2 separate regions of the Mus musculus genome follow, and region 1 is linked to region 2. A link is a loop called in an ENCODE intact Hi-C map of the cell type or tissue named here. Cell type or tissue: left cerebral cortex. All regions are shown on one strand. Links, peaks and the distances in the headings refer to the core of each region. The heading gives the core; the rest is flanking DNA.

What was found. Hi-C counts contacts between places; a loop is a spot of excess contacts. Peaks named below come from ENCODE experiments on the same cell type or tissue, not always from the same donor. Only the 100,000 strongest peaks of a DNase experiment are listed, where the experiment ranks them.
Region 1: it touches region 2 in a loop (3-fold over the local background); 7 of 42 quality-filtered maps call a loop at or near these places.

What each region holds. Positions count from the first base shown.
Region 1 is chr8:25,046,150-25,056,353 of GRCm38, forward strand. Plekha2 (pleckstrin homology domain-containing, family A (phosphoinositide binding specific) member 2) reads right to left here. Exons shown (of 12, transcript NM_031257.3): 10 at 6,211-6,274. Among named protein-coding and RNA genes, the nearest start is that of Htra4, 12 kb to the left of the region's middle. In left cerebral cortex, for the core only: no CTCF peak of the experiment used is centred there; DNase peaks (open chromatin) are centred at 5,839, 6,426 and 6,767; H3K4me3 peaks cover 289 bases; H3K27ac peaks cover 1,324 bases.
Region 2 is chr8:25,131,881-25,142,084 of GRCm38, forward strand. It overlaps Gm39143 (a long non-coding RNA gene), which reads left to right. Exons shown (of 3, transcript XR_870257.2): 2 at 248-405; 3 at 722-785. Among named protein-coding and RNA genes, the nearest start is that of Gm39143, 7.2 kb to the left of the region's middle. In left cerebral cortex, for the core only: no CTCF peak of the experiment used is centred there; a DNase peak (open chromatin) is centred at 3,635; H3K27ac peaks cover 590 bases.

The DNA.
Region 1 (10,204 bases), core at 4,353-6,852, 84 kb before region 2:
TATTATTTCAGAGTTGAGGTCTACCCAGCCCAGGTGACTTCCTAGAAAACCAAAATGTGCCCAGCACAGATCAGATAAAGAGGGAAATGCCATGTGTCCCTTGCTCTCTTCCTGCCCTGATCTTATGTGTATTCTGGTTTCTGTCCTTGATGGCAGTTTGTAAAAAGAGAGGGACAAACTTTTGAAATGAATCCATTCAATCAGCGGTTTGACTGCAGTCCAATGAGCTTCTGAGTATCAGGAGTCCAGTACTACACACATGCAGACACCAATAAAAGACATCCAAGATCTACCGCTGGTTACTGCCATTACCCCTAAATCTACAGCAGTTACTGCTTCCTTTGATTCCCAACTTCATCCCTTCCCAATGAACCAATCCCATCTTTAGATAGAGCCCCCAAATGGATGACTGTATAAATTATGCACTACATAGTGCTAGATCCTGGGTCCTCAACCTTCCCATTATGTTGCAACCCTTTCAAACAATTCCTCATGTTGCAATGAACCCTCAACCATAAACTTATTTAATTGCTACTTCATAACTGTAATTTTGCTATTGATATGAGTCACAATGCAAATATCTGATAGTTCCAATGGCAACACCGTAAAAGAATCATTTGATTCTACCAAAGGGGTTATGACCCACAGGCTGAGAACCACTGTTTTAGGTGGTACCCTTCACCCTAGAGTCTAAGCTACAAAGTAACTTTCCAAGAGTTCTAGTGCAGCACTCTGAATCTCTCTTGTGGATCTTGTCTTGGCACAGCAGTGTGGCTCTGACATGTGAGCTGAAGACCATTTTATCATGGTTCTAACTTCTAGCCCTCTGTTAATAAACTCTGTTATAAACTCCAATACTCCAGGCCTTTTATGAGAGAAACCTTGCTGTGTATTCCAAAGAATGGAAGTTGAATTATCTTTGGAGGAGTGCTGGCCATTGAAGCCAGGGCCTTCCACAAAGTAAGTGCCACACCACCCAGCTGCATCCCAGCTCTGAACTCTCATCTTGAACACTTGCGCCGAACTTAGAAACATCTACCTACTGACAAGGCTGCTGCAGCACCATCTCCACCCATCTTGATGCCTGAATACTACCTGGATCTGGACACCGTGATCCATTATCCAACATACCCGGTGGCCATAAGCTGGACAAAGGCAGATTTTTCTGGTGGTGGCTATATTCACTCCCCTGTGTCCACTGCACTGCATCCTCTACAAAGTGGTTCTTATCCTGTGAGTCGTGACCCCTTTGGAGGTCACGTATCAGATATCCTGCATATCAGATATTTACATTAGGATTCAGAAGAGTAGCAAAATTACACTTATGAAGTAGGAACAAAAGAATGCCACCGCAAACACAAGGAACTGTATCAATGGGTTGCAGCATTAGGAAGGTTAAAGACCACTGCTCTATAGCTTAGGTTCTGGGCCTGGCCATTCTGAACACAAGCAAGTCTTGCTTGAATACCAAGTACCTCTCAAACTGGGTTTATGATCCTAAGTGGTCCATTTACGCCTGAAGATTCTGTCTCCTCGTGGACAGACTAGAGATGAGGCCAGGGTTATAGAGTATTAAGCGATACACCACCAGCTAGCTACTGCTCACCAGTGTCTCAGAGATGCCTAATTAATCACAGCTGCTTCTCCTGAATCGAAAAGTGCTATAGTTTGAGCCTAAGCCTAAGCCCAAACATCTAACATCAGGGTCATCAGAGTCCAGTCCCAGAGCTCTTCTCTCTGCCTTGCCCTGCTTGCTGGTCTCACTCTCCTAGATCCTGATGATAGACAGAAGGTTCATGCAGACATACTATGCATGACTGAGGACACGGGTCAGAAAGTCACTTGCATTCAGTGGACACAAATCTCTGGCCCTACAGAACAAACTGTGGAAGCAAAAGAGCTCCCCCACCGTTCCCAGGAAGTGTGGTTATTTTTATGTAACACAAGCCACTGACATAGAAACTATGAGTCTAGTTTATTTAGAGGCAAGTATTTAGCAGACTTTGTATCAAAAATGAGCTGGTGACACCAAGGGAATAGCATCATTTCTTTTTGCTAACAACCAACACTGAGCTCCTAAAGCAAAACAGAATTTCATAAAACCCACCTCTCATTGCATGAGCTCACATCCTTCCATACTCAAAGACTCTGCTAGTGATATGAATGAGTGTGACTTAAAAAATATTACATAATAACATATGTCAACATTTCAGGGATCAGCACAGCTCGGTGAGAGCGGTTCAGTGAGAGGGGTATTTTCCAAAGCATGAGTACAAACTATGGGTAAGAAGAATGTACTCAAATGGTGATCAATGGACCCAGCTATGCATAGGCAAATGTATGGATAAGGCTCCAGACTCCACATTGCACCTAATATTAAGAAATCACTATTTTTCAAGTTCTGGTAAGAAAAAAAGAAAGAAAGAAAGAAAGAAAGAAAGAAAGAAAGAAAGAAAGAAAGAAAGAAAGAAAGAAAGAAAGAAAGGGAAAGGAAAGGAAAGGAAAGGAAAGGAAAGGAAAGGAAAGGAAAGGAAAGGAAAGGAAAGGAAAGGAAAGGAAAGGAGGAAGGAAGAGAGAGAGACAGAGAGAAAGAGAAAGAGAGAGAGAGAGAGAAAGAAAGAAAGAAAGAAAGAAAGAAAGAAAGAAAGAAAGAAAGAAAGAAAGGAAGGGAGAGAGAAAGGAGGGAGGAAGAAAGCAAGGAAGGGGGAGGAAGAGAGAGAGAGAGAGAGAGAGAGAGAGAGAGAGAGGAGACAGACCTGAATAACATAAATGGACACATTGAAATCATTTCTTCGTCCAAATACACATCTGTATAAGACCAGAGATTCAAACTCCTCAAAGTGACACATGGACACAGACTCCAGGCTGAAACAAGAACGGGATTCATGTTGGCCTTTATGCCAGCCATTAAAGAGATACACAGAAATAGAAAGCAATACTACTCTTGAAATTATGAAGGATCATAATTTTACAAGATATTTTGTTAATGCGTCATGGGTTTTAAGATGGTTTGAATATGCTCAGCCCAGGGAGTGACACTATTAGAAGGTGTGACCCTGTTGGAGTGGGTGTGCCTTGTTGGAATAGGTGTGTCACTGTGGGTGTGAGCTTTAAGACCCTTTAAGAAGTCAGTCTTCTCTAGCGGCCTTCAGATGAAGATGGAGAACTCTCAGCTCCTCCTGCACCATGCCTGCCTGGATGCTGCCATGCTCCCACCTTAATGATAATGAACTGAACCTTTGAACCTCTAAGCCAGCCACAACTAAATTTTGTTCTTAAAAGAGTTGCCTTGGTCATGGTGTCTCTTCACAGCAGTAAAACCCTAACTAAGACAGGTTTATAGTGTGACTTCTGAGTGAATCAACAAATATGTTCCCTAGCTTTTCATCCATACTTCTCCAACACACCACTCTCTTTGTCCCATGTGTTACATATGGATTGACCTTCCCTCATGTATGTACTCAGGGAGATGCTAATGTCCTTCCTTAGAAATTTTAGCACAGAAGGGAAGGAATAGAGAACTGGTAAGGGCCCGGGGAAGTGCTGGTGCCTCTTGGATGATAGAATATCTTCTGAACAGTTTCGGTTGAGCCTTTTGTCTCCAAGTCACTACCCTCTGTGCAGCTTTCAGAGTATGATCACACCGCAAGCACTAACATATCAAGTACCATCTAGGCAATGATCATCACCAGGTGTACTAATGGATGTTCCAGAAGCACGGTAAACTCGGTACTTACCCCTATGGCATGGTTTGAATGAGAAATGGTGTCCATTTGGTCCCCAATGTTATCCGGTCCCCCACTGGTGACACTCACAGTTAGGGGAGGTTATAGGACTTTTAGGAGGTGGAGTCTTGCCGGAGGAAACACATTACTAGGGATAGGCCTTTCCTATCTCTGCTTCCTGTTTCTGTTACCATGGCATATATTTCCTGCCTGATGGACTCAATCCCTGTGGAACCATATGCTAAATCAAACCCTTTCTCCCTTGTTGCTTCTGGTCATGGTATTTTATCATGGTAACAGAAGAGTACGCAATACACCCTAGTGCTGCTGCTTTTCCTCCATATTACCAAGAAAGTAACTACTAGCTGTCACCGACCAGTGCAAAACTCAAGCCAAAGCCCTGGGATTTATGTGTCTCTCCCTTCCCCTTCACACAACCAACTCTCAAGTCCTCGAGAGTGGACCTCTTCCATATGTCTCAAATTCGTCACTTTCCCTCATCCATCTAAGGTAAGCCCTTCTGAAGGACTGTCCGCCACGGCCTTCACATTGGCCTGTTTAGTCCTGCATTGCTCTTTTCTTATCTGTCCTTCATGATGCCTGGGATCAAATAGACTTCAGGGCCATCAGAAGGGCTTGGGTTGAGTTTTTCATCTCCATTTTACACACATACGGAGACTCTGAATATTAAATAAATTGTCTGAGTCCAAGAGCTGTGTCTTTCTGTCCTTATCTTACCTGCAACTCTATGGACCAGATATAAGCTTGCTAAGGAAGCAGGCAGGGCAGTGAGTCTCTGCCCATAGCATTGCAGCCTCCCTTGCAGCTATTCTCTTTCCTGGGCCCTTGCCATGGAGCCGTTCCATTGCCTGGCCCCCTCTCCTCCTGAATCCTTTAGTCATGTATGTGATTTCAGCTGCCTGATTACTTAGTGTGATAGTTTGTATATTTTTGGACCAGGGAGTGGCACCATCTGGAGGTGTGGCCTGGTTGGAATAGGTGTGTCACTATGTGGGTTTAAGACTCTCATCCTAGTTGCCTGGAAGTCAGTCTTCCACTAGCAGCCTTTGGATGAAGACGTAAAACTCTCAGCTCTGCCTGCTCCATGCCTGCCTGGATGCTGTCATGCTCCCACCTTGATGATAATGGACTGAACCTCTGAACCTGTAAGCCAGCCCCAATTAAATGTTGTTTTTTTATAAGACTTGCCTTGGTCATGGTGTCTGTTCACAGCAGTAAAACCCTAACTAAGACACTTAGCTTCAAGATCAGTTCTGTCTAACTCCATGTACCCAACCTCAGGCCATGCCTAGACCCTTGACTATACCCTACAAATATCAACGGCAAGAACTAGAAACTTCTGGGGCTGGAGAGATGGCTCAGAGGTTAAGAGCACTGACTGCTCTTCTGAAGGTCCTGAGTTCAAATCCCAGCAACCACATGGTGACTCACAACCATCTGTAATGAGACCTGATGCCTCATTACAGGTGTCTGAAGACAACTACAGTGTACTTACATATAATAAATAAATAAGTCTTTAAAAAAAAAAAAAGAACTAGAAACTTCCTCGAAAGCACAAGCTAGACCTTGCATCTAAATGGAAGAAGCACTGGAGAAAACTGGATTTTAGATTTAAGAGCAAGGTGACCCTCTCCCCATGATCCAGCCTCCTCTCTGCCATCTCTTCCTAGACAATATGCTTCTCTCAATGAAAATGGCTCGAGGATGCCCAAGGCTATCAGCAAGGCTGCTGGCATAAAGTAGAAAACAGTGAAGACACAGACCTGTTACTTAAAAAAAAAAATGGAAGAGAGGCCCCATCATTTTGTGGGAGGAATTCAGTAGGGGAAAGAGAAAAAAGGGAGATGGATGTTCCTAAAACCCCACGCGGGAAAGCTGCGAATTTTAAGGCTCAGAATCTCACATCAGCCTCTCCCTGTACTGGCTCTGTGGTCTTCTAGGCAGCCCAGGCGGAGGACTTGGCTCTAGCTGTCTTTGCGCTGCTTGGAAATCTGCCTTGCTAGCTGCTGTGACCTCATAGGGATTGGGAGAGCTCCAGATCTGGGGGTGGGGGGAAGGTCCTGGTAAGGGAACTGTCAGAGGCCAAACAATGGCTTTCTCTGTGCAGGCTGCCTGTGCACCTGTGCCGGCAAAGGGCCCTCTATGCTTCTGTCTTGTCTGCACACAGTAATGTCCATACATAGGCGGGACTTATAAATACCCTCCAGAGCAGAAGTGAAACCATCCACCAGTTCTCCTTTTCTCTGCTTAGTTGGAGCTCTGCAGCCCAGTGCAGCTGCTACAGAGGCTGGCATCCTCCCGCACCTCCCGCACAGCGGATAGACCTGCTTGTAGTATCCCAGGGTAGGGAAGCATCTAACCAACACCCTCCTTAGAATGAGATGGGACACTGGGTGCTGGAGGGAGCGGAGGCATCCACTCACATTCACAGAGAGGAAACGCTGGTCTGGGGGTGGACATTTACCTGTACGTAGAACGTCCTGGAGGTGGTTATGATTTCAAACAGGTTGTCCCTCATTAAGAGATCACTAGGCAAGGAGAGAGAGAGATACCATTACACTAAGCATTGTGAGAACTTTTTTTTTCCACGTTATTTCCTACAGTTTTCACGGTCACCCACTAATGCAACTCAAGACTTTCTCCTTCCTGTGGATAAGGCAGCCCGAGGCTCAGCGGCTGTAAATGCTATGTCTGTCCGAGGTACTGGAGATCAGAACCCATTGAGTCCAAATGTTCCTTTTCTAAGGAAGCCAGCACCATATCTCCCCCCCCCCGCCCCCCCCCCCCCCCCCGTCTCCTCCCGTCCTCACCCCACCCCCACCCCGCCCCCAGCAGTGACTTTCCCTACTCCACCCTGTCCTGCCCCCCAGCAGCTGCTCCGCCCACAGCTCGGAGTTCCTGCTCTCTGCCCTGCTGCCCTGGCCCAGGGGACAAGGAGCTGAGAAGAGAATCAGAAACTGAGAATCAGAAGCTGAATTTAAGAAGTGCTTCCCAGGAAACCGGTCACATCCTTAGCCATCAGAGAAATGCAAATTCAAATTATTTTGAGATTTCATCTCACGCCAGTCAGAAACAGCAGAAAGATAACAAATGCTGGCTAGGGAAAGAGGAACCCTTACTCACTAAGGGGAGGAGTGTAAATTAGTGCCGCCACTATGGAAATCAGTCCGAAGGTTCCTCAAGAAACTAAAAATAAAACTATCATATGAGCCATCTATACTACTCCTGACATATGCCCAAAGGACTCTACATCCTACCAGGGTGATGCTTGCACACCCCAGGCAATTACTGGCACTACTCAAAATAGCAAGGAAAAGGATCAACCTTGAGGCCCATCAGCAGATAAGTGAGATGCAATAGAATTTGTTTAGTCGTAAAGAAAAATAAAGGTGTTGGCTTAGCGTTTAAGAGTACTTCCTGCTCTCCCAGAGGACCTGAGTTCAATTCCCAGCACCCATATCAGAAGGGTCACAACCTCCTGTAACTCCAGTTCCAGGGCCTCTGACACTCTCTTCTGACTCCACAGGTATCAGCACATATGTGGAACACACTTACACAGATAGTCTACATACACATAGATATTTAAAAAAAATAACTTTTAAAAGAAAAGAAAAAAGAGGACTGGCAAGATTGCTCAGCGGGTAAGAGCACTGATTGCTCTTCCAAAGGTCCTGAGTTCAAATCCCAGCCACCACATGGTGGCTCACAACCATCTGTCATGGGATCTGATGCCTTCTTCTAGTGCATCTGAAGACAGCTACAGTGTACTTATGTATAGTAAATAAATCAGTCTTTGGGCCGGATCAAGCAAGGACTGAGGGAGTGGAGTTGACCGGAGCGAGCAGGGCTGACCCGAGTGAGCAGGGTTGACTGAAGTGAGCAGAGGTCCTAAAAAATTCAATTCCCAACAACCACATGAAGGCTCACAACCATCTGTACAGCTACAGTGTACTCACATACATAAAATAAATTAATAAATCTTTTTTTAAAAAGAAAAGAAAAGGAAAAAGAAAAAAATCATGGAGTTTGTGTAAAAATAAAAGAAACTGGGAATCATTATCTTTTTTTAAAGATTTATTTATTATATGTAAGTACACTGTAGCTGTCTTCAGACATACCAGAAGAAGGCATCAGATCCCATGACAGATGGTTGTGAGCCACCATGTGGTTGCTGGGAATTGAACTGAGGACCTTTGGAAAAGCAGTCAGTGCTCTTAACCTCTGAGCCATCTCTCCAGCCTGGAAATTGTTAGCATAAGCAACATAATTGAGCTGGGAAAAGGCTAATGTGTTTTCTCTCGCATGCCAATTTTTATCCGTGAGTAAACATACATGTGAGGGGGGAATAGAGGGCTGTGAAACTAGAAAGGGGACTGTGAGGGCTGGCAAGGTGGCTCAGCGGGTAAAGGGCCTGTCTAACTGCCACCTCATCTGACATGGCAGAGGGAAAGAACCAACTCCCACAAGTTGTCTTCTGGCCTCCACACCCACACATGTGCACATGCATCCACATGTATTAATGATAAATCAATAAGCAAATAACTGACCCAAAAAAGTTTTAAGAGAGGGAACTGTGAAGGGATGGGGGGGTGCAGAACGGGGATAACTGTGGACAAAGAGTGGGGAACAAGGGGCAGCAAAAATAAGGTATGTGTGAAACTGGTGTAATGAAACCTATTCCTCTGTATGTTAATGTAAAATAAATTTAAAATTAGTTTCCTTCATTTAAAAAAAAATCTGCTTCTGGAGCTAGGATGTAGCTTAGTGATAATGTGCCTAACAGCAAACAAACAAATAAAAATAATAAGCTTCAAAGAGAGAATGAGAGAGAAGAAGAGGAGGAGGAGGAGGAAGAGGAAGAAGAGGAGGAGGAGGAAGAGAAGATGTTGTAATCATTACAGTGTCAAAAAGGAAGGGAAGAAAAGAAAAGAAAGAAAAAGAAAAACAAGCTTTAATCTTGGGTGTGGGTTTTAGTAACGAATTCCTGGCTCCTGCAGGGCAAGGAGCAGGTGGTGCTGACATAATTCCAAACACACTGAATGTGTCTTCTATGGCCAAGGCCAGCTGTGTGCATCCAGTCATTACAGGGACTAAGGAGTCGAGGCCCAATTACCACCAGAAGAAAGCACCTGAGGAGGCTAGACCAGATGCAGGTCAGACGGCATTCCATGCCAACCAAGAGTCTTGTGCCAAGGAAGGGCTAGTCCCAGGCAGAAATGTCAGAGAATGAAAACAGAGTGACATGCCCTCCGAGCAAAGGAGGGACATGACTTAAGCCAAGGTAGGGTACACAGAGACAAAAAAGATGCTGACTAAGCAGATCCGTAAGGCCATCGGAAGCAGCTCGAACCACACAGATCACTCGAAATACATCCTACCAACTATTACTTCTACTTGCTCAGCGTCTGAGTAGGGACAGCTCTGTTCCAGGCTTGTGCTGAATAGTTTTCTGTCAACTTGACACGAGCTAAAGCCATCTGAGAGGAGGAATCCTCAATTGAGAAAATGCCTCCATAAGATTGGGCTGTAGGCAGGCCTGTAGGGCATTTTCTTAATTAGTGATTTATGGAGGAGAGTCCAACCCATTGTGGTTGAGGCCACCCCTGGGCAAGTGGTCCTCAGTTCTATAAGAAAGCAGGTTGAGCAAGCCATGATGAATAAACCAGTAAGCCGCAGCCCTCCATGGCCTCTGCTTCAACTCCTGCCTCCAGATTCCTGGCCTGTTTGAGCTCCTGTCCTGACGTCCTTCAATAATAAACAGTGACATGGAAGGGTAGGTCAAAAAAGTCCTCTCCTTCCCAGTTCACCTTCTGGTCATGGTGTCTTGAAGAGCAATAGGAAACCAGCTAACATAGTGCTCAATGTTTTAACCTTCTAGATTATTCATGCGAGCGCAGGTAAGTCCCAGAGTCCACTGAAGAGGTAAAGTCAACCAAGGAGGGAGTCCTGTCCCCTTTCCATCCACTGCCCCAGGTGCATGCTGTTTTCAATGTCATCTAATGCACAGCTTTCATTACTTACAACCGTCCTGAATTCCCCCCAAAGGTCCCAGAGAGGCTACACCACCCAACAGAGCTGAGGCCACAAAGCCACAACCTTCCCCCACGGACTTCACCTCCCGACTCAAGTTCAGTGGGACGCAGGTCAAGTTAGAGGTAAGGGGAGTTTTCAAGAAGACTCTCAGGCTGAACATTATCCTCCCACTCCAAGCTGCCTTCGGATGTCCAAGTAGCCTCCTATCTACATGGGCCCTCCAGGGTCAGGAGCAATTGGGCATCTCTCATGATCTCTCATGCTGAGTTCTGCCCTCTAGAGCCACACTCGGGACAATGTCTATCTATGGCTACTTTCACAAAATACAAATTATCCCTAGGGGCTTCCCCAGTCTTCTGCTCACCCCACCCCCCAACTGCCATTTGAAACTCTTAGTACAGCATCTCTGCCCTGCTTCACTGGAT
Region 2 (10,204 bases), core at 2,509-5,008:
CAGGGTTGGGGAGCAGCCTGAAAGGACCTCTCAATCCCCTCACAGATGTCAGACTCTGGAGTTACCATGCAAGCCTCAGTCTCAAGCACTCACTGAAGCCCTCAGGCCTCAGTCACTGGGGATGAGCCAGTGGTGTAGCTGAACAGACCCCTCCACTGGATCATTCACTGATTTTTTAAGTTTCTAATCTTCTTTCTTTATTAATAAATTTAATCTATTGATATTGAAAATACATCCTCTTCATCAGCAGCACAGGGCCATCCCTGCTGGCCTGAAGATTGTGTTGAGTGTCCTGTGCTTTGGCAAGGAACAGTCTTCCAAGTGAACCCTGTGTATTGGGAGAAGCTTGGCTCCTGGCTCTCCTGCACACATTGTATTGAGGAGATTCTCCGCCCCAGGCCCAAGGTGAGCAGCCGTCAGCACGTACTCCCTGGCCCCAAGGCTGGGCCTTTTCTTTTCCTTCCAGAGGCCAGGGGAGGGGAAGTGTCTTGAGGCCTCTGCAAACTGTGCTTTAGTGGCTGCTTTTTGGGGCTCCTGCACAGGTCATGACTAGGGAAACTACTAAAAAAACAAAAAAAAAAAACAAAAAAAACAGAGCACCCCAGAGGTTTAGTACCAGCCATGGACATGGAGAGACAGCTGTAATGAGAATTCTGGAATTTTGGTTTCTTTTTTAAAAAGCCATACATATTATAAAAATGTACTTTCGTTTTAATTCCAGGTGTGGGGTTGTGGGGCTGCTTCCAACCGTCCATAGCAGCTGACTGTGATTTGCATCATACGTTAGCAGAGGCGTGGTTTTTGCCAGCTGCAGATGGTGTCTGCGATTCTGTGACGTTTGGAAAGCTGGAAACTTTCTCAGAGGGTAGAGAAATGTTAGAGCCCACGGAGGCTGGTTGTGGTTCGTTAGTAGCCATGCTCAAAGAATAAACAAAAGGAAAGAGATGAGATTCAGGGATCTCTCTGTCTCTGCCTTTCTCCTCCTATCTAGTGACTGGGGGTGAACCTGGGAGGGGGGAAGAGAGGGTAGGAAAAAGAACCCACAAAGTAGCAAAGACCAGCTGCAGACGTAACTCCCCCTCTTCCCCATGTCCTCTTGCTGATCACTCTCTGATGACTGCTAAACCTGAGTCTTTTCCTATACTCTAGTCAGCCCATCTCACCGTCTTAGTCAGGGGTTTTATTGCTTTGAGGAGACACCGTGACCAAAACCGGGTTGGGGAGGAGAGAGTTTATTCGGCTTACACGTCCATATCATGGTCCATTATTGGAGGAAGTCGGGACAGAAACTCAAACAAGAAGGAACCTGGAGGCAGGAGCTGACGCAGAGGCCATGGAGGGGTGCTGCTTACTGGCTTGCTCCTCATGGCGTGCTTAGACTGCTTTCTTATAGAACCCAGGACCACCTGCCCAAGGAATGGCACCGCCCACAGTGGGCTGGACCCTCCCCCACCAATCACTAATTTAGAAAATGCCCTCCTGGCTTGCCCACAGCCTGATTTTTTAGAGGCATGTCTTATTTGAGGTTCCCTCCTCTCTGATGAGTCTAGTCTGTGTCAAGCTGACCCCTTGTCAACTTGACACACAAACCTATCACTGTTAAGCAACAAGCTGTCCTTTCTTGTTCATTCCCAAGATCACACATTAGCAACACTACAATATAAAACATTTTACAAATTTGAAAAAAATCCCACAGTCCTTACATTTTCAAACACTTTAAAATTAAATTAAATCTCTTTAAAAACTTAAGTCTCTTTTAAAAAATCTAAAATCTCTTTTAAAATTCAGTCTCTCAACTACGGACTCTTAAAAAAAAAAAAAGCTAAATACACTTCTTCAAGAGGGAAGAACCAGGACACAGTTATAATCAGCTCAAAGCAAACTCCAACAGTGTAGTGTATATAACTCCATGTCCAATAGCTGGGATTCACTCACTGTCTTCTGGACTCCTCCAAGGACCTTGGGTCACTTCTCCAGCTCCGCCCTCTGCAGCACACACAGCTTGTCATCTAAACTCTGGCAGGCTCCATTCCACCCCTGCTGCTCTTCTGGGCGGTCAGCCTATGATACATGAATCTCCAAAATGCTGGGGACTCGTGCACCTGGGCTATACTTCCACCAATAGCCTCTCTTGGTCTTTCTTCATGGATTGCAACCCTGCCACACAATGTCAAGCATCAGCTGCCCTCCATGACCCCTTCATGCCTTCAAAACCCATACACCTGGGAGACTCTTATGCTATAAAGTTCAGCTTCCAGCACAAAGGTACAACTTTGGTTGCCTCTGGAACACAGCTTCTGCGTGCTGACCCTGAGGAAACACTTCCCAGATTTCACCTCAGTGATGGTGGATTCTTCTCAATCATTGCTAATTTCTTAGCTCCGGCTGACAGGCATCAACTATCCCAGTAAAGCAAGGGTTTTATTTACTTCTGTGATTCTAGTCTCTTGTTACCCACAGCTGATTCTTCAGCCTCAGTTAACCAAAACCACAGATTCTCAACTCAAAATACCAAACATACCCTATAAGTCTTTAAGTGACTCTCAAACTTCCCTCTGGAACTCACAACCCAGGCCTCCATTGTCTGCAGGGCTTTCCACATTCTTTTCTTCCCAGCTCCCACAGAATAGCTCACCAAGCTTTGAATTCTCTCTCAGTGGCTTTTCTAGCCCAAAGTTCCAAGGTCCTTCCACAATCCTCCCCAAACATGACTAGGTCTCTCACAGCAATACCCCACTATGCTGGTATCAGCTTCTTAGGGTTTTGTTTGTTTGTTTGTTTTGTTTTGTTTTTTGAGACATGGTTTCTCTGTATAGTCCTGGCTGTCCTGGAACTCACTCTGTAGACAAGGCTGGCCTCGAACTCAGAAATCCGCCTGCCTCTGCCTCCCAAGTGCTGGGATTAAAGGCGTGTGCCACCACGCCCGGCTTTCTTAGGGTTTCTATTGCTGTGATGAAACACCATAACCAAAAGCAACTTGGAGAGGAAGGGGTTGATTTGACTTCCATATCATAGTTCGTCACTAAAAGAAGTCAGGACAGGAACTCAAACAGGGCAGGAATCCAGAGGCAGGAGCTGATGCAGAGGCCATGGAGGTGGGAGGGCATCTGCTTTCAGCCTGCTTTCTTATAGAACCCAGGACCACAGCCCAGGGATGGCTCCACTCACAATGAGCTGGCCCCTACCCCTATCAATCACTAATTTATAAAATGTCTTAACAGGCGAATCTCATGGAGGAATTTTCTTACTGAAGGTTCTCTCCGCTCAGATGACTTTAGCTCTGTCCAGTTGATAGAAATGCTCCAGCATACTGTCTCATGTCTCCTACTTTGGGATGTTCCCAAATGAGTTCGAGGCCAGCCTGGTCTACAGAGTGAGTTCCAGGACAGCCAGGGCTACACAGAGAAACCCTGTCTCAGAAAAACAAAACAAAACAAAACAAAACAAAACAAAACAAAACATACCTGATACTGACATCCCTGGCTAGACCCCATAAACCCGGCTCTCTCGAATTCCCAATTCTGTGCAGACACAGCCAGCTGCCCAAGCAAGAGACCCAAATGTCTCTTTCCCTCCTCCTCTCTCACCACCCACACCCTGCAAGGCACCACACGACACCAATCCCCTCGGCTGCAAGTCTCCTCCCCTCCTCCCACCTCTGCCTCTTATTTCAGGCTCTTATTATCCCTTCATGCCCTCATCTAAGGCTTAGGGACATACCAGAGACAGATGGCCTCCTACCCGTGAATCACACTTGAGCGTGGAAAATAACCAACACATGAAAGAATCTCGCATTTACAGTGTCAGTAGGTGACAGGAGAGACTTGACTGTCTTCTGGGGAAGGTGAGGTTAGAAGTGAGGCTGGAATAATTACTTGGGAAGACGAGCGATCGTGTAAGCCCAGGGTAAGCTGCAACCAGGCAGACCTCCATCACTGCCCTTTGGTTCTGGACAGCAGCTTAGTCGTGTGCTCATGACCTCCACTTAATAGGTACTCCCTTCAAGCTGGCACAGAGATTGGGACACTTTGCTGCACAGAGATGCCTTGCTCGTTTCGCATGTTTAGCCTACACTACGTGGGGGCAGTTCTTGCAAAGGAGAAGGGGGCCGATGTTTATGGTGCAAGTGTCAGGGGACACACAGAACAGACCTGCCTGTCCTTGGGCTGTCGGCACTGTCATTACTAATCTCCATCACAGGCACAGATGGGACTGCATCCTCTCCTGCTGAAGCCAGACAAGGCAGCTCAGTTAGGAGAACAGGATCCACAGGCAGGCAATGGAGTCAGGGAGAGTCTCTGCTCCAGTTATTGGAGGACCTGCATGAAGACCAAGTTGCACATTTGCTACATAGGTGCAGGGGGCCTAGGTCCAGCCCATTATGCTCTTTGGTTGGTGGTTCAACCCCTGGGAGCCCCCAAGGGTCCAGGTTAGTTGACTCTGTTGGTCTTCTTATGGAGTCCCTGTCCCCTCTGGGTCCCTCAATCCTTCCCCCAACTCTTCCACAAGACTCCCTGAATTCCATCTAATGTTTAGCTATGGGTCTCCGCATCTGTTTTAATTAGCTCCTGGGGTGGGGAGGAACTCTCTAGGACCTGGGATGTGGCAGGCTCCAGTGAGCCTATGAGGGTGAATCTAGTTGAGCCTCCTAGTCTTGGGGGATATGGAGCCTGAAGTGGCCACCTCCTGTAGCCAGGCAGGACTCCCAGTGGAGGGATAAGGACACCAATCCACCCTCAAAACCTTCGAGGCCAAATTTGTCCTGCCTATAAGAATTGCAGGGACAAAGACAGAGCCGAGACTGAGGGATGGCCAACCAATGACTGGCCCAACTTGAGACCCATCTCATGGGCAAGAACTAATCCCTGACACTGTTAATGATATTCTGTTATGCTTGCAGACTGGGGCCTCACGTAACTGCCTGGCAATCATTCTCATTGTCTAAGTTCACCTTCATTTGTGACTCTGCCTATACTAACCTTCAATATCAATGATGGAAGTCTTTGGAACAAGTCCACGGTGCCTGCTGCCTGCTGCTTTATCAGCAAGGAACTAATCACAAATGCTTGGCCTTGGCACAAGCTAAGCAGGTCCTGCCCACCACTGAGCTGAAACTCCAGCCCTTTGCAACATCTGCATTAGCCTTGAACTTGCAATCCTCCTGCCTCAGCCCCCCTGGTAGCCAGCATTCTAGGCCTGAGTCATTAGGCTCATGTCTCTATACATTTATTTCTGATTATAACCCAGCTCAACACAAAAAGACAATGTCTTCAGAACAGGGCATTTCGTTGACAGCAAAACTGTACCAAACATCTGTGGCTTGATTAGCTGATGGAGTTTAGATTTTTAGATCACAGTAAGATATTTCATATGGACAAAACACCACATTATATGGAGTCCAGACTCCCATAGCTACAGCCCCTCGTGATCTGCCCTTACATTACATCTGAGTGGAGATAGCCATGGACCCTGAGTCTTTTAAGATGGAGGAAGGGAGGTCTTCCATCCTGGCTCAATAGTTCTTCCTTTTCTTTTCTTTCTTTTCTTTTCTTTTCTTTTCTTTTCTTTTCTGTTTTTGTTTTTGTTTTTTTTTTTCAAGACAGGGTTTCTCTGTGAGCCCTGGCTGTCCTGGAACTCACTTTGTAGACCAGGCTGGCCTCGAACTCAGAAATCCGCCTGCCTCTGCCTTCCGAGTGCTGGGATTAAAGGTGTGTGCCCAGCTCGATTGTTCTTTCTTGAAGGCTTGGAATCTGTAGCTCCAAAGACCGGGGAGAACTTGGTTCCATAGCCTTGGCCCTGTGGCTCAGTGCGTCGGCGTGAGATCCTTGTTGTCCATCTTGGTGCTGCAAATCAAACACTCCAGGGCCTCTGAGTGCTCCACACAGTTCTTCCCTTTATCTGCAAGTCAGAACTGGCACTGACTGTCAAATCAATTCCCCTCCTACCACCATCTCCTGCCTCTAAAACAGGTACCAAATGAGGAGGAGCAGGCCGAGGGAGGGAGGGCTGGGCTCCAACTCTTTGCTCCAAATATCAGCTATAAACACAAATTCACTCTGCTTCCTGGAGCCAAAAATGCTTGGTTTTAAAAAACTAAAACAGCTGTGGGAAGGATTTTGTGTTCATTGGCTTTCTGTTACTCTTACAAAACATCTGAGATAGACAACAATGGGAAGGTCGGTTTGCTCACTGTTTCTGAGTCTGTGGTCACTCAGCCCCATTGTTCCAGGGCCCTGTACATCTTGCAGAGGGTGGGAGTGCCGCAGAGAGGTCTGCTCATCCTGTGGCAGTCAGAAAAGAGGCCAAGGTCCCAACGTTCCATTCAAAGTTATACCTTAATGGCCTAAGTTCCTTCTACAAGGCTCTACCTCCTACTTTCTTAAGGTTCTACCACCTCCAAAGAGTGCTACACTAGACCAAGCAGTCAATACACGGGCATGTGGAGGACATTTAGATTCCCATTTTGATGGTATAGCAGATCTGATGTTAGTTTACATCTGTGGCCATATCCAATTATCTTTTTTCTTTCATTAGCTACTAATATTAGCCACACCCCTAAAATAATATGAATTTTGTTTTTGATTTTTGGTTGGTTGGTTCTTCTTTAAAAAAAAAAGATTTATTTATTATTATATCTAAGTACACTGTAGCTGTCTTCAGATTCACCAGAAGAGGGTATCAGATCTCATTACAGGTGGTTGTGAGCCACCATGTGGTTGCTGGGATTTGAACTCAGGACCTTCGGAAGAGCAGTCAGTGCTCTTACCTGATGAGTCATCTCACCAGCCCCAGTTTCTGGTTCTTCTTCTTCTTCTCCTCCTCCTCCTCCTCCTCCTCCTCCTCCTCCTCCTCCTCTTCCTCCTCCTCCTCCTCTTCCTCCTCCTCCTTCTTTCTTCCTCTTCTTCTTGAATTAGTGATAGCTCATCTTGAGGAAATTTACTGAAAGTTTCACATAGAAGGAGCTAAAAGAATCTGTAATAAAGGAGCTGAGGAGATGGTTTAGCAGGTAAAACATTTGTCCCACAGGCCTGACAACCTGAGTTCTTTCTCATGTCTGGAACCCAGGTCAAAACGGAAATGGTAGCATGCACCTGTCCTGGGGCAAGATGGGAGTTGGAGACAGAGCATCCCCGGGAAGTCCACAGGCCAACTCGCCTGGAGAACATAGAACGGTGGATAAAATAAGAGAGGCCCCGCTTCAAAACAAGGTAGAAGACAAGGACTGATACCCAAGGTTGTCCTCTGACCTTTATGTGTGCCTACACACACACACACACACACACACACACACACACACACACACACCACAATATACACATGCAGAAGAAAAATAATTACACATCCACAATAAAGGACAGGATTAGACACATGGGGTCCAACAACTCCGCACCTAACATTTCAGCTTTTGCGAGCTGACATCTGGCCACCCCCAGCACCCATATATAAATTGTCGCAAGTGTGCCTGTGTGCTGGATGATTCATGCGAGCTCTTCTGGAAGTTGTCCCTCGGGTGACAGCAGAGTCTGTATCCACCCCTGTCCTCCCTCTGCCTGGTGAAAATGCAGACTATCAGGCTCTGTGGCACAGTCACAGGCACACGGTGGCCTTCTTTATTTAGGTACAGCACTGTTAGGCAACTCCCTCCCACGACGAGCTTTGCGGGTCTCTGCCATAGCTCCTTTGTTCTGAGCAGCCTGCAGTAACCAAAGTGCATACATGCCCAACAGGAGGGCTCCCCAGGGCACCCTCACCCCACAGACCTGGCCCTCCCAACACAACCCCTGGTGGCTTTATTGGTCCACATTTACAAGGACGTCAGTGACTAAGACATTCCTGGCAGTGTGCCTGGAGGAGTCCTGCTCTCCTTTCCTTCACCTGAGTGCGGCAGATAACTATCTAAGGCAAGAGAGGCCAAAGAGCTGGTGAGACCGTCTGTCTGTCTGTCTCTTGCATTATTTTAGCAAAGAATTAGTAAGTGAGCCATGTTCTAAGGATTAGACTAACCCCCAGCACCTCCTTTTAAAAAGAGGTGATTTCTTTTTTGGTTTTGCAGGTGTGAGAAAGACCTTCTCCACTCTTTACTTCATCCCTTCCATGGATTTGTTGAGTCTACAGCAAATTGGGTTTGGGGCAGGGGTTATACCATGATGGATGCTTGAAGCTACCTAGCCCTAACAGGCATCCAGCTTTCTCCCCACCCCAGCCCCCCTTTTTTATGTAATCCCCCACCCCCTACTTCCTAATCTATGACTGTACTGGCTAGTTTTGTGTCAACTTGACACAGCTGGAGTTATCACAGAGAAAGGAGCTTCAGTTGAGGAAATGCCTCCATGAGATCCAACTGTAAGGCATTTTCTCAATTAGTGATCAAGGGGGAAAGGCCCCTTGTGGGTGAGACCATCTCTGGGCTGGTAAGAGAGCAAGGCTGAGCAAGCCAGGGAAAGCAAGCCAGTAAGGAACATCCCTCCATGGCCACTGCATCAGCTCCTGCTTTCTGACCTGCTTGAGTTCCAGTCATGACTTCCTTGGTGATGAACAGCAGTATGGAAGTGTAAGCTGAATAAACCCTTTCCTCTCCAACTTTAGGGGCATGGTGGCGCACACCTTTAATCCCAGCACTCGGGAGGCAGAGGCAGGTGGATTTCTGAGTTTGGGGCCAGCCTGGTCTACAAAATGAATTCCAGGACAGCCAGAGCTATACAGAGAAACCCTGTCTCAAAAAAAAAAAAAAACAAAAAAACAAAAAACAAAAAAAACAAAAAAAACAAAAACACAAAAAACAAAAGAAACCTCCCCAACTTGCTTCTTGGTCATGATGTATGTGCAGGAATAGAAACCCTGACTAAGACAATGACTAAAGCTCTTCAGGGGTATTTATGGCCAGGACAGTGTTTACTGTTGACCTTGTGATTGTGCTGACTGTAGATCAGAGGCTGCCGGTGCTGATGGTCTGGGTGGCTGGAGAGTGAGTCTGCATTTATAGCACAGGCCCTTCTCTTTCTCTTTCTGTCATCTGCTCAGGCAAGAGTTACCATGATCTCAAGATCTCCTCCTGAGAACAGATGAGAGGCTCAGGTCTCCGAAAACAAATGTCTCAGTTCTTGGCCCCTTGGCCACAGTTGCATGGGACAGACCCAAGAGTCCCAAATTCTGAATGACTGACCACTACACACATATGAAATCCTCAGTGGCCTCAGAGGGCAGCCATGTATGTTCCTGCCTTTCTGGTGATGTGCAATTCAATGAAAGTGAGGCATATCAGCCATCGGAGTCTCTCCTGGGCATCTTTGGCTTTATTTGGGTCTGACAGACATGACCATCCCTTGGAGGTTTCAGAAAGGCAGGCTGGGAAACTCTAACAGTTTAGGAGAGAAGGGAAATGGATGTGGGGTGGTCTTATACATCTTTTAGCCATGAGTTCCATTAAGAGATCAAGGAAAACTCAGGGCTCTGACTAAGGGAGAGCAAAGCTCTGGGGAGGCACAGAGTCTGTCTCTCTTTGTCTCATCTCTCTGTCTGTCTGTCTCTATCTGTCTCTCTTTGTCTCTCTGTCTCTCTCTCTCTCTCTGTCTCTCTCTCTCTCTCTCACACACACACACACACACACACACACACTGTCTCTGTCTCTGTCTCTGTCTCTTTCTCCTGCTATACCTGGTCCTGAGGAAGAAAACTCTAGACTCTACAAGGCCCACTTACTCTGATCAAAATGTCTCCTCCGATTGTGTAACACCGGGCAGGTGTCTGTGATTGTTCTCTGTTTAAGTCTTGACTAGACAATAAGTCATTTGTAGCCAAAAGTTTTGACATACAACATGACTCCTCCAGGGAGCCCTGTGGATTCTCTATGTGAGTGTTGTTACTGTCTGTTTGAGACTAGTACTGTGAGACAGGCAGCTCGGTCTACCCTGTAGCTTTATTCTCTTGCCTCAGACTTCTCAGTTACTGGGATTATGATCCACTACCATTTTTGTTCTCAATGTACACACAGTAGTTATATCCTTACAGACAACTACTGGTAATATTAAAAGCTGACGTTTGTAGTGATGGTCATAATGGCTATGGAAGTAGCTTCCCCAACAGGCTACACGCGACTTCTGTTGTTCACCCCGCTCTCCCCGCTCAGGCGTGCAGAGTATAAGTCCCATCACTGAAATATTTGCTAGGTTTCATTTTATTTTTTTTAATAAAAATGATAATAGGG